2 separate regions of the Mus musculus genome follow, and region 2 is linked to region 1. A link is a contact called in ENCODE Hi-C or POLR2A ChIA-PET data. All regions are on one chromosome and are shown on one strand. The core of a region is the stretch at or near the end of the contact, and the rest is flanking DNA. Distances in the headings are between cores, read along the strand shown. Region 1 holds the start of Znrd2 (zinc ribbon domain containing 2). Region 2 holds the start of Zfpl1 (zinc finger like protein 1).

Region 1 (4,773 bases), core at 698-3,197:
GAAAGGGTCAGAAACGGTTTTTTGGCGACCTTTTGCTGCCTCATTCCTATACAATGTGTCCTCTCCCAAGGGAAGGATTCTAAAAGCACGGGGATGTGGGAGGCCCGAGTCTGGGGTAGGAAGGTAAGACTGTGCCTGACTCTTACAGTGCATCACTGCCCCTCCCCACAATTTGTCAACATCCTAGCAGCCAGAAGATGGAGAAAGATGGTAGAGTCAGGATGGTTAAAGGAAGGAAAGGAAGCCACCAAAGGGACTGAAACTTCAAATGGCACTCAAGTGGAGGAAAGGGGGTACTGGGTCAGAGACAATGATTAGTGGCCCAGCCTTTGGGAAGACTGAGGTCAGTCCTTGGAATAAGGTGTCACTTATCCCTCTGCCATTTACTTCTTGTCCTGAATGCAGAACTTCACCATTCAGGTAGAAAAGACCATGGAAAGGTGAGATGCCAAAAGCAAGGAAAACCATCGAGGAGAACTGGGGCTCACATGCACACTCAGAACCAAGAAAGAACAAACCACGCGGAGGAAAAACTGTTTTTCTGGAGGGTTTTTCTCAGGGGAACAGGGATCAGGATAGAGGTCTCAGTGATCCAGCTGTTTCAGGCTGCCTAGGGCCTCGGCGCAAGCCCGGATAAGCCCACAGAGCTGGATACTAGTCTCCAAGGAGGTGCTAGAGCCCAGCTCGACTGACGCCCAGGTTAGCTTCTGCAGGAGGGCCGTCTGTGTGGAAGCCACCGCGTCCGTATTTGGAGGTGCAGCCGGAAGAGGAGGCGCCTGGGCTGCCTTGAGCCCGGCTGCTGCGCCTTCACAGTGCTCTGGACGGGGTACTGGTGGCTGGGATGGGGGCCGAGAGCTCGAGGCAGGCTCTGTAGATGAGGCCAGCTGGTGTTCCCGAGCTTGAGAGAGCGCCGCCTGTGCATTCAGTGCTAGAACAAGAAAAGTGGTGGAAGAGTGAGGGTGCCCCGTCCGCCTCTCCCGAGTCATGTGCTCTTTACTGATGTCCCTGAGCTGCTGGTGTTTTCTGCCTAAGCCAATCCCATCTCATCTCTACTCTTCTTTCTCCTTACACATGCTTGCCAAACACTGCCCCACTGATTTACACTTGAGGTCCAGTTGCTTGACAGATGGCCTGGCCTCATCTATGCATCAAGTCTATTCCTGTAAACTGGGATGCCCGCCCTTCAGTGGTAAAATGCCTGTCCAACATGCACAAGCACCCAGGGTTGCACGTGCACTCTACAACGTAGGATGACTATTTTGCTAGGACTCTCCCCACGGTGTCAGAAACAAAAGGCTGATGGTCTTTCTTGAATGAAACACCTCTCTAGGGCGGAAACGAGAAGGCACCTTAATGCCACAGCACGCAGGAGTTTCCACTGTCACCTCCCAGGCTCACAGTTCCTCTGTAGCTATCGCCACTCTCTTCTCCCCACAGTGCACACTCGGACCCTCACCCGGGTTATCTTTATCCACGTCTGAGTCGAGCTCCTGACAAGCCACACAGTAGATTTTCCGCTGTTTATCTTGCAGGAGGATCGTCTGGGGACCAGAAAGTACATGGACATAGGTGAGCCGGAGAGACAGGGTTCACAGAAGAGGGAGCTGAGGAAAGGTCGTGCGGCCCGGTCCGCGGCCTCGGCCTCATCACTCGCCTCACCCCGCAGTCGGCGCACGTGTCGCCCAGCATGCGGTAACCACGGAGCAGGTAGTCCCCCATCAGACGGGAGATGCGATCCTGCCGCTCCCGTCGCGCCTGCAGCACCTTCGTCTCAGCTTCAGTCGGAGGCTCCCAGGTGAAATCGTCGACATCTAGAGAAAACAGGCACAGGAGATAGAGAGAGCTGCCTCCCGCACCCCACGGCCACTGCCCAAACATCCCAAGCGCATACCTGCACCGTTCAAGGCCATGTTGCCGTGGTCACTGCTGGGCTCACCGGAAGTGATCCAAATAAGATGCGCCCCCACTACGGCCCCGCCTCCCACATGTGGTAGCTGAGGGCGGAAGTGACGCTTACACGGTCTTCCTGGCGCTTTAGTCAAAGGGGGGGCGTGTCTGCTGCACATTTGACCCTGACCTACGGGCTCGGCTGGTGGCCAGAGCTATGGTTGGGTACCACCGTCTCCCTGGTAACGCTTCAGTACTCGGGTGTGGCTTTTCAGAGTCTCCATTTCTACTTGCCTCAGATAAAGTGGCCCTTAGGTCTGTGAAATACCCGATTCCCTCAGGGTTGTCTTTCCACACAGGGGAAGCAGGAGATGGGCAGGACCATGACATCTGCCCAACAGTCACTGCAATAAAAAGTTCTCTAAATCTTTCAAACTAGGCTAGCTACACTGAGGTCGTTTTCTGCCTATTTCAACACTCCTCCCTGTTTGCGTGTTGGGTGTCCTCTGTCCACCTTCTACCAATGCCTAGAACTGATGTAAGCCTGCTGTCTTAGTTAGGACTAGTATAGCTGGGATTAACACCATGACCAAAAATAACTTGGGGAGGAAAAGGTTTGTTTCGCCGGGCATGGTGGCTCATGCCTTTAATCCCAGCACTTGGGAGGCAGAAGCAGGCGAATTTCTGAGTTCGAGGCCAGCCTGGTCTACAGAGCGAGTTCCAGGACAGCCAGGGCTACACAGAGAAACCCTGTCTCGAAAAGCCAAAAAAAAAGAAAAGAAAAGAAAAGAAAAGGTTTGTTTCACTCATGGTTCCATATAACATGTTCATCAAAAGCAGGAACTCAAGCAGGGCAGGAAGCTGGAGGCCATGGAGGAGTGCTGCTTACTGGCTTGCTCCTCATGGCTTGCTCAGCCTGCTTTGTTACAGAACCCAAGAGCAGCAGCCCAAGGATGACCCCACCTACAATGGGCTTGACCCTCCCCCACTGATCACTGGTTAGAAAGTGCTCTACAGGAGAGCCCACCAGATCTTACGGAGGCATTCTCTCCTCTCAGAGGACTGTAGGGCCTGCTGGTGAAAATGGCTTATACTCGAGTGGGTTACAAATCAAGGACCAGTGCTCCTCATAATCCTGGGTTCTTTGCAAGAGCACCAAGTAATTAAAAGACCAAGGGCTGGAGAGATGGCTCATCGGTTAAGAGCCCTGGCTGCTCTTCCAGAGCTCCTGAGTTTAATTCCCAGCAACCACATGGTGGCTCACAACCATCTGTAAAAGGGCTAAGACACCCTTTTCTGGGGTGTCTGGAAATAGCTACCATATACTCACATGCATAAAATAAATAAGAGGAGGAGGAGGAGGAAGAAGGGGGTAGAAAGATGGCTCAGTTCTTTTTTAAAAATATTTATTTATTTATTATATGTAAGTACACTGTAGCTGTCTTCAGACACTCCAGAAGAGGGAATCAGATCTCATTACGTGTGGTTGTGAGCCACCATGTGGTTGCTGGGACTTGAACTCAGGACCTTAGGAAGAGCAGTCTGCGCTCTTTTTTTTTTTTTTTAAATTTATTTATTATATGTAAGTACACTGTACTTGTCTTCAGACATTCCAGAAGAGGACGTCAGATCTTGTTACAGATGGTTGTGAGCCAACATGTGGTTGCTGGGATTTGAACTCCGGACCTTTGGAAGAGCAGTCAGGTGCTCTTACCCGCTGAGCCATCTCACCAGCCCACGTCTTTTTTTTTTTTTTAAGATTTATTTATTTATTATATGTAAGTACACTGTAGCTGTCCTCAGATACTCCAGAAGAGGGCATCAGATTTCGTTAAGGATGGTTGTGAGCCAGCATGTGGTTGCTGGGATTTGAACTCGGGACCTTCGAAAGAGCAAACGGCACTTTTAGCCACTGAGCCATCTCGCCAGCCCCCAATGGCTCAGTTCTTAACAGCACTAATGGCTCTTGAGGACATGGGTTCGGTGCCCACATTCCACATGATGCCTCACACGATGCAGAACTGCAGTTCCAGGGATCACACACCCTCTTCTGACCTCTAAGGGCGTCAGACATGCACATAGTGCACAGGCTTGCATGCAGCAAAACATACACAAACATAAAAATAAACATAGCTAGACATAGTGGCACGTGTCTTTAATCCCATTACTCAGGAGGCAGAGGTAGGTGGGTATCTGTGAGAACAAAGAAAAATGGCACAGTATAGTATCTGAGTCATACACTTTCGCAGTGTGAAGCAGAGAATGTCAGTAGCAGAGCCCTTCCAACAACTTTCGGCTATAGACAACAGTGTTTTACATTACCCAGGAGTTGTGTATCAGTTAAGTAGATGCTCATTCTCTAAGGAGGCTGTGCGGGGGCTTCTGATCTTAATTCACTGTTATTGGCTCTTCTGGGATTGTCTCCATGTCTGCCTGATCTGTCACTGTGGCAAACAGAAAACATTATCAGTCATCACACTGTAAACACAAAATATACTAAGCCTCTGGTGCCCGGGCCACCACCAGTCCAGCTTGTGACATTTCCCAGAAGTTGAAGTTGTGAGGAGGGAGCCACAGGATACCTTGCATTGCCCCTGTCACTCCAGAGATATTAAAGGCACAGTAAGTGCCTCAGGTCCCATTGGCAGACTATGGTACTAACTCGCAGTACTGCCGTGGAGCGGTTTTATTTCGGTACAGCTTGCCAGCGCTAACGATACCACTGTAGATCTTGAGATGAATCTGTGTCGTTGAACATGCCCTTTACAACTAACAGTGGCAGGCCTTTTACCCCCAGATCCTCTCAACAATAGCTGATAACAACAGCCTGCTAGTGCTGTATGGTACTGTATTGCTGAGAGCTGAAATGACTTCCTCAAACCAACT
Region 2 (5,472 bases), core at 2,317-4,816, 350 kb after region 1:
AGAAAAGCCAGGTGAAGCCTGGGGTGGTGGCACACGCTTTTAATCCCAGCACTTGGGAGACAGAGGCAGGTGAATTTCCCAGTTCGAGGCCAGCCTGGTCTACAGAGTGAGTTCCAGGACAGTCAGGCTACATAGAGAAACCCTGTCTCGAAAAACCAAAAAAAAAAAAAAAATAAATAAATAAATAAATAAAAAAGAAAGAAAAGAAAAGCCACCACAGCAGGAAGGGGCCTCAGAACCCAAGTCCACACCGCCTATAGGAGGAAAAGGCAGAGTCCCTGGGAAGGACACAACACACTAGAGCCGCCTGTCGAGCCAGGGCCTCACTTTAGCCCTGGTACTGAGTGTTTGTTAGGCCCCAGAACAAGTTCCACTGTCATCAAATTATCCATCGTGGGCCTCTCCTTTCTGAGATCCCACCCTTGTGTCTCTGTGTACCTGAGCAGCTGGGCCAGCCAGCCCAGAGCAGGCCGGCGGCGGTATTTGTCATCATCACAGTCTCCATGAATGCCTGCTGTCCGGTCATCATCCCGTGTGTCATATACTTTCCTTGGGGCTGTAGAGACAGAAACACCAGCAACAACAGGCTCAGACAAACTGATCCTGTGGCATGGGTGGAGGTGGCATAAAGGACCTCCTGCCCTCCCCAGCCTAACAGAGCACCTCAGGACCTTGGAGTGAGGAAGAACCACCCCATAAGGGGCTCTGAGCTCATGCCACCCAAACCAGCCACTGCTTTCTACTCTCTGTCTGGGAAGATTGCCCAGCTCACCGTGTGCCAGGGCTTCAGTACTCCCCATGTGTATGACTGTGTGCTGCTCGGGACGGCTTGGGGAGGGAGGAGGGCGGGGAGCCTGGCTATAGAAAGCAGGCGCAGATGGAGTGCTGGCTCTCTCCTCTTGCACAGAGGTGGTGGTGGCTGTGGAAAGAGCGATCTCTCAGTGGAGCAGGGAGGCAAGGTTCAGACAGCAGATGGAGGCCACCACTTACCATTAAAGCTGGACCAATCAGAGAAGTCTGAGGAATTGAGGGGCTCGGGCTCTGGGCTTATCACCTCATCGATCTGCAGAAAGGAATCTCCGTCAGCAGTCTGCCCACTCCTGCTGCTAACCCATCCAATCTGCCTCAGGAGAGGTCAGCACAAACAGATGGTCAGACAGACAGAGAGACTCTCACCAGAGGGAGGCCCAGTCCTGCCCGGGCCCAGTTGACTGTGGCTAGCTTTTCTCTCAGTGCTGAAGCCACTGGGCCAGCGAGGTTGGCTGGGGGGAAGATGGGGCCATTACAGCTGGGGCACTGGTAGCCTGCAGGCGCTGTGTTTCGTGGTAGCTGGGCAGCACGTTCATTGATACAGGCCCAATGAAAGAGATCTTGGGACCCATGAAATAAAAAAGGACAGACATGAGAGAGGCAAGTCTTCGAGCTCTTATCCTTGGTCTAGCAATCCCATACCCCCAAGGCCCAGCTCACTGCAGGAATGGATTGTGGATATATGTGCTGATGCCCAGGGCCATTCCTTTTCTCCCTACTCCGGGTCCCTAAGGCTTCTTGCAAATGCCACTGAACCAAAGCAAGGTAGAGTCTACCCATGTGACCAGCCCATGAGAAGGTGTGACTGGGAAGGAAGAAAATACCTTCCACCCTTTCAAGAGTCTTCTCTGGCCTAAAATCACACTCCTTGGGCTAATGACTACACAACAATAGTTTCAGGCTGGCAGTGCCTAATCCTAGCACTTGGGAGGTGGAGGCAGGAGTAAGATTTCAAGGTCAGCCCCACAATCCCAGTCTCAAACAAAACAAAACAAAACAAACCTACATACAAGAACACTATCAGGAAAGCTTCCCAGACACTGATACATGCAGATATCCAGAGGCAAATACACAGTGCTTATAAATACACAAGCAAACTTGAGAGCCATTCCCTCAAAGTACACTAGTAGTCATACATGTACACATCTGTAACACATATCCCCTAACACTCCCCACCTTCATGTCATCATGCATCCCATGGGATATGTGCTCACAAACACTCATCACCCATCTACTCACCCACAAGTACTAACCAACACATACATCTGTATGAGTGGACACATAATTTCACATGGAGAAATTCAGGTGGAGCTGCCCCCTTTTGGACCAGCACCTTGAACAAGCTAAGCTGAGGCTTTTTTTTATACTAGGCTCTGACTACCGACTCCCAGCAAACTGTAACATGGATAGCTTCCTCTGGGTACAGTATCGGGGTCAGTAACATCCCCTAAAGTGGATCTTTCTCCCAGCCACAGCTCATAGTCATCTCTAGCTCTCCCAGACTGGCAGAGCAGGAAGGAGAAGCTCTAACTTTCAGGGAAGATTCTAAGGCCTACGAAGAGAAAAGGCTTGCTGAGGCTTTATAAAACAGGACGGTACCTAAAGGAATCAGGATCTGAGGCTCTGACCTCCACGCTTGAGGGACTCACTGTCTTGCTTCTTGAAAGATGCTATCAAACCTGTATCCAAGCTGGATCCTGGGGCTGCCCTGACCCCTTCCCAGGCCTCACCATAGCAAACAAGACGGGTGGTCTCCCGACTGGCCAGGGGTGTGTTGCACAGGCGGCAATTGGGGTTGTAGTCACTATCTTGTAGCCACTGCAAGTAGGACTGCACGATGCACTGGAGTGGGAGAGAGATGTCACAACTGGTGCCCCAGGCTCCACGATGCACACACCACTCCAAGGCTCAAATGCCTCGTTTTCTCTCATCAGACTCATCATTTCATCTGTTCCATTTATTGAGTGACCATTTATTGAGCAGCTACTGAAGGCATAGCAGAGCGCATCACACCCCATGTTCTTGCCCTTGTGGAGCTTACAGTCTAGCATAGGTCCCCACATGGATTTAGAAGTAGGCAATCTTGTCTGCCCACCCACCCGCCCTGCTCAGACACTGCTCTAAACGCCCCACCTTGGCGTGATTGGCTACTAGGCAGTGCTCGCAGACGTTAACTCGGTGTTCGAAGCAGAACAGGTTCGTCACCTTCCTCTTGGGGCACTTGCAAAGTCCCATGACCGATCCTGGAGGGTGTGGTGGGGTGAAATCAGTTAGCAGGAAGCCAGGTTTTGGTGGCTGCCAGTTTGTTTTCACCAACCCAGTTCTCTTCTTTTAAATCTCTCAGTCCCGTCTCACACCAGTCCCAACACCAAATTCTAGCATAATGCCTTAGCATGGGTAAAGCCACGTCTCCTGTACAGATCGTACCACAAACGACCGACCCTTCATTCCATCAAGACCCAGGAAGGCCCTCGCCAGATCTCTGCACAGCTCCAATACCACCAGCCCCGCCCCCAAGACCCACCCCCTCTTGACCCGCCCCCAGCTGGCCGACCACATTCTGGATGTCCGCGAACCTCCGCGATGCCGATCGTGACCGGTGCGTACGGTAATGAAAAGCGCGGAAGGCCGGGGACTGAGCTCACCAACTCCGGTAGCTGCAGCTCCGCTCCCTTCAGGTCCGGCCTGATTATCCCTCCGCTGCCACGTCTCTTCCGGGTGCGGCGCACGCTGATGACGCCACAGCGCCGCAGGATACGCCTCTGCCTTTTGCTAGCTAGACGTAAAGCCTGTGACAACAAAAGCGGATGGTCCGCCTCCGGCCTGTGTCACTTCCGCTTTCTCGCTAGCAAGGCGGGCAATTTGAACGTTTGAAGCAGCAAAGTTCCCGGTTGGCGCGAGCCTGAGTAGGCGACCGCGGCGGAGACTGAGCCCGACCGTACACATGGCGGAGCGGCGAACACGATCAGGAGGGGCTGCCCAGCGGTCTGGTGAGCACGGGAGCAGTGGAGCGGGGTTGTTTGGGGAACAAAACTTGGCTCCCGGTGGAAGACGCCCCAAAGGGGTAGTTGGAAAACGACTTTTGCTTTTCCGAACTCGTCAAGCATCTTGTTTCGTTTGTTTGTCGCCTTTTCTTCGAGCAAAGTTTTGCTCACCATCAAACGTGTTTTCCTTTCCAGGGCCCAGGACTTCACTTACTAAGCCTTCGAAGTCGTCCAAGCGGAAATCTGGCTCAGATCTCCCGAACTCGTTCTCTGAAATCTGGCCGAGGGTGAGTTCCTGGTCCCCCAGGTGTTGGGGTTGGGTTTGTGCGCTGCGTATTCAGATGCTAATTTCTATGCCTAGGTATCCTTAGTCCGGCTAACTAGCACCTCCGGGCTCACTGTTGTTTTTTTTTTTTTAAATCATCTCTGATTGGTTGATAAAGAGCTGATCAGCCTATGGCTGGGCAGGAGAGGACAGAGGAGGCGGGACATCAGCGCCCATTGAGGCGTCCGGAAGAGTCTAGGGAGAGAGAAGTGGGAGAGGGGGAGGCGCGGAGAGAGCAGGTGGTTTCACTCTAAGGTCAAGAGGAGGGAGAGAGCAGTCATGAGGGCACACATGGACCAGATTGAGTCAGAGTAAGACTGAGATTCAGGTAGAGGACCGTGTGACTGGTAGATAGGCAGCCTGAGAGGGTTAGAGTAGCTCAGAACCTGCCCAACATAGTGCCAGCAGCCTTTGAATAACAGCTCTGTGTCCTTTACTCAGGAGGTAGTGGCGTTGGGGGGAAGAAATGCCCTGCAGTTATTTGGGAGCAAGGGAGTCAAAAAACTCCCGCCCAATGCTTCCACAGTTGGTGCCCAACATGGTGCAAGAACTTACAAACTTAGAACCAGGCTTAGAGGCTGAGAAGTCTTGGATAGAAGATAAGGAAAACTTTTCTCAGCAACACCCCCAAAGTACTTTTTTTTTTTTTCCTCGAGACAACGTTTCTCTGTATAGCCCTGGCTGTCCTGGAACTCACTTACTTAGTAGACCTGGCCGGCTTCGAACTCAAAGATCCACCTTCCTCTGCCTCCCAAGTGCTGGGATTAAAGGCGTGCACCACCACTGCCCGGCTCCCAAAGTACTTTTACACTGACCTAGAGGGCTTTGAACTATTGTAAAGCTCATGGATAATACTTTCTTTTACCCCCCCCAGACAACTCCAGCGGTCCCAGTCAGAAAGGCCATCGTCTTGAAGAAGATCGTAGCTCATGCAGTAGAGGTGAGGGGCTGAGAGAAGGCTTTGGGAGTGAGATGTCAAAACTGGGCTTAGCTATTGATTGATCAGTTGATGTCATCCCTACAGGTCCCAGATGTCCACACGGTTCGAAGAAGTCCTAGGGTGAGTTCAGTTCTGTTTATTTCTGTTTATTTGTGTAGGATTTACCCTTAGAGGGTAGGCATACACTTCTACCCAGGCAACTGCTTCATGGCTTGTCAGTTTAGGTCTCAGTGTATAACACTGTTTCCTGAACTGGAAGTTACGGTAGACCAGACTGGCCTCAAATTCATAGAGATCCACCTGCACCAGTCTCTGCAGATAGATTCAAATCTTAGAGATGGGCATGCTACCAGGACTGACTGTAGTTACCAGTCTTGTTTCCTGCCTATGGGTGTCATTCATTTCTTTTTTTT

Evidence for each region. Hi-C counts contacts between places; a loop is a spot of excess contacts on that map. ChIA-PET counts read pairs that join two places held with the same protein, here RNA polymerase II (POLR2A).
Region 2: a map of v-Abl transformed pro-B cells shows a loop between it and region 1 (2.2-fold over the local background). The contact joins the promoter of Zfpl1 here to the promoter of Znrd2 in region 1. A Hi-C loop is called at or near these places in 1 of 37 maps with a recorded cell type or tissue (v-Abl transformed pro-B cells). POLR2A ChIA-PET finds 5 or more read pairs at or near these places in 2 of 5 experiments (Patski and embryonic stem cell).

The regions. Positions count from the first base shown.
Region 1 is chr19:5,729,785-5,734,557 of GRCm38, forward strand. It overlaps Znrd2 (zinc ribbon domain containing 2), which reads right to left and starts at 1,948. Exons shown (of 4, transcript NM_020491.5): 1 at 1,892-1,948; 2 at 1,660-1,811; 3 at 1,457-1,541; 4 at 522-928. The coding sequence starts at 1,910. The coding sequence ends at 585.
Region 2 is chr19:6,081,409-6,086,880 of GRCm38, forward strand. Zfpl1 (zinc finger like protein 1) reads right to left here and starts at 3,567. Exons shown (of 8, transcript NM_024231.3): 1 at 3,456-3,567; 2 at 2,944-3,053; 3 at 2,541-2,652; 4 at 1,177-1,370; 5 at 991-1,063; 6 at 773-919; 7 at 439-556. The coding sequence starts at 3,045. Cdca5 (cell division cycle associated 5) reads left to right here and starts at 3,689. Exons shown (of 6, transcript NM_026410.3): 1 at 3,689-3,800; 2 at 3,990-4,081; 3 at 4,994-5,059; 4 at 5,144-5,179. The coding sequence starts at 3,755.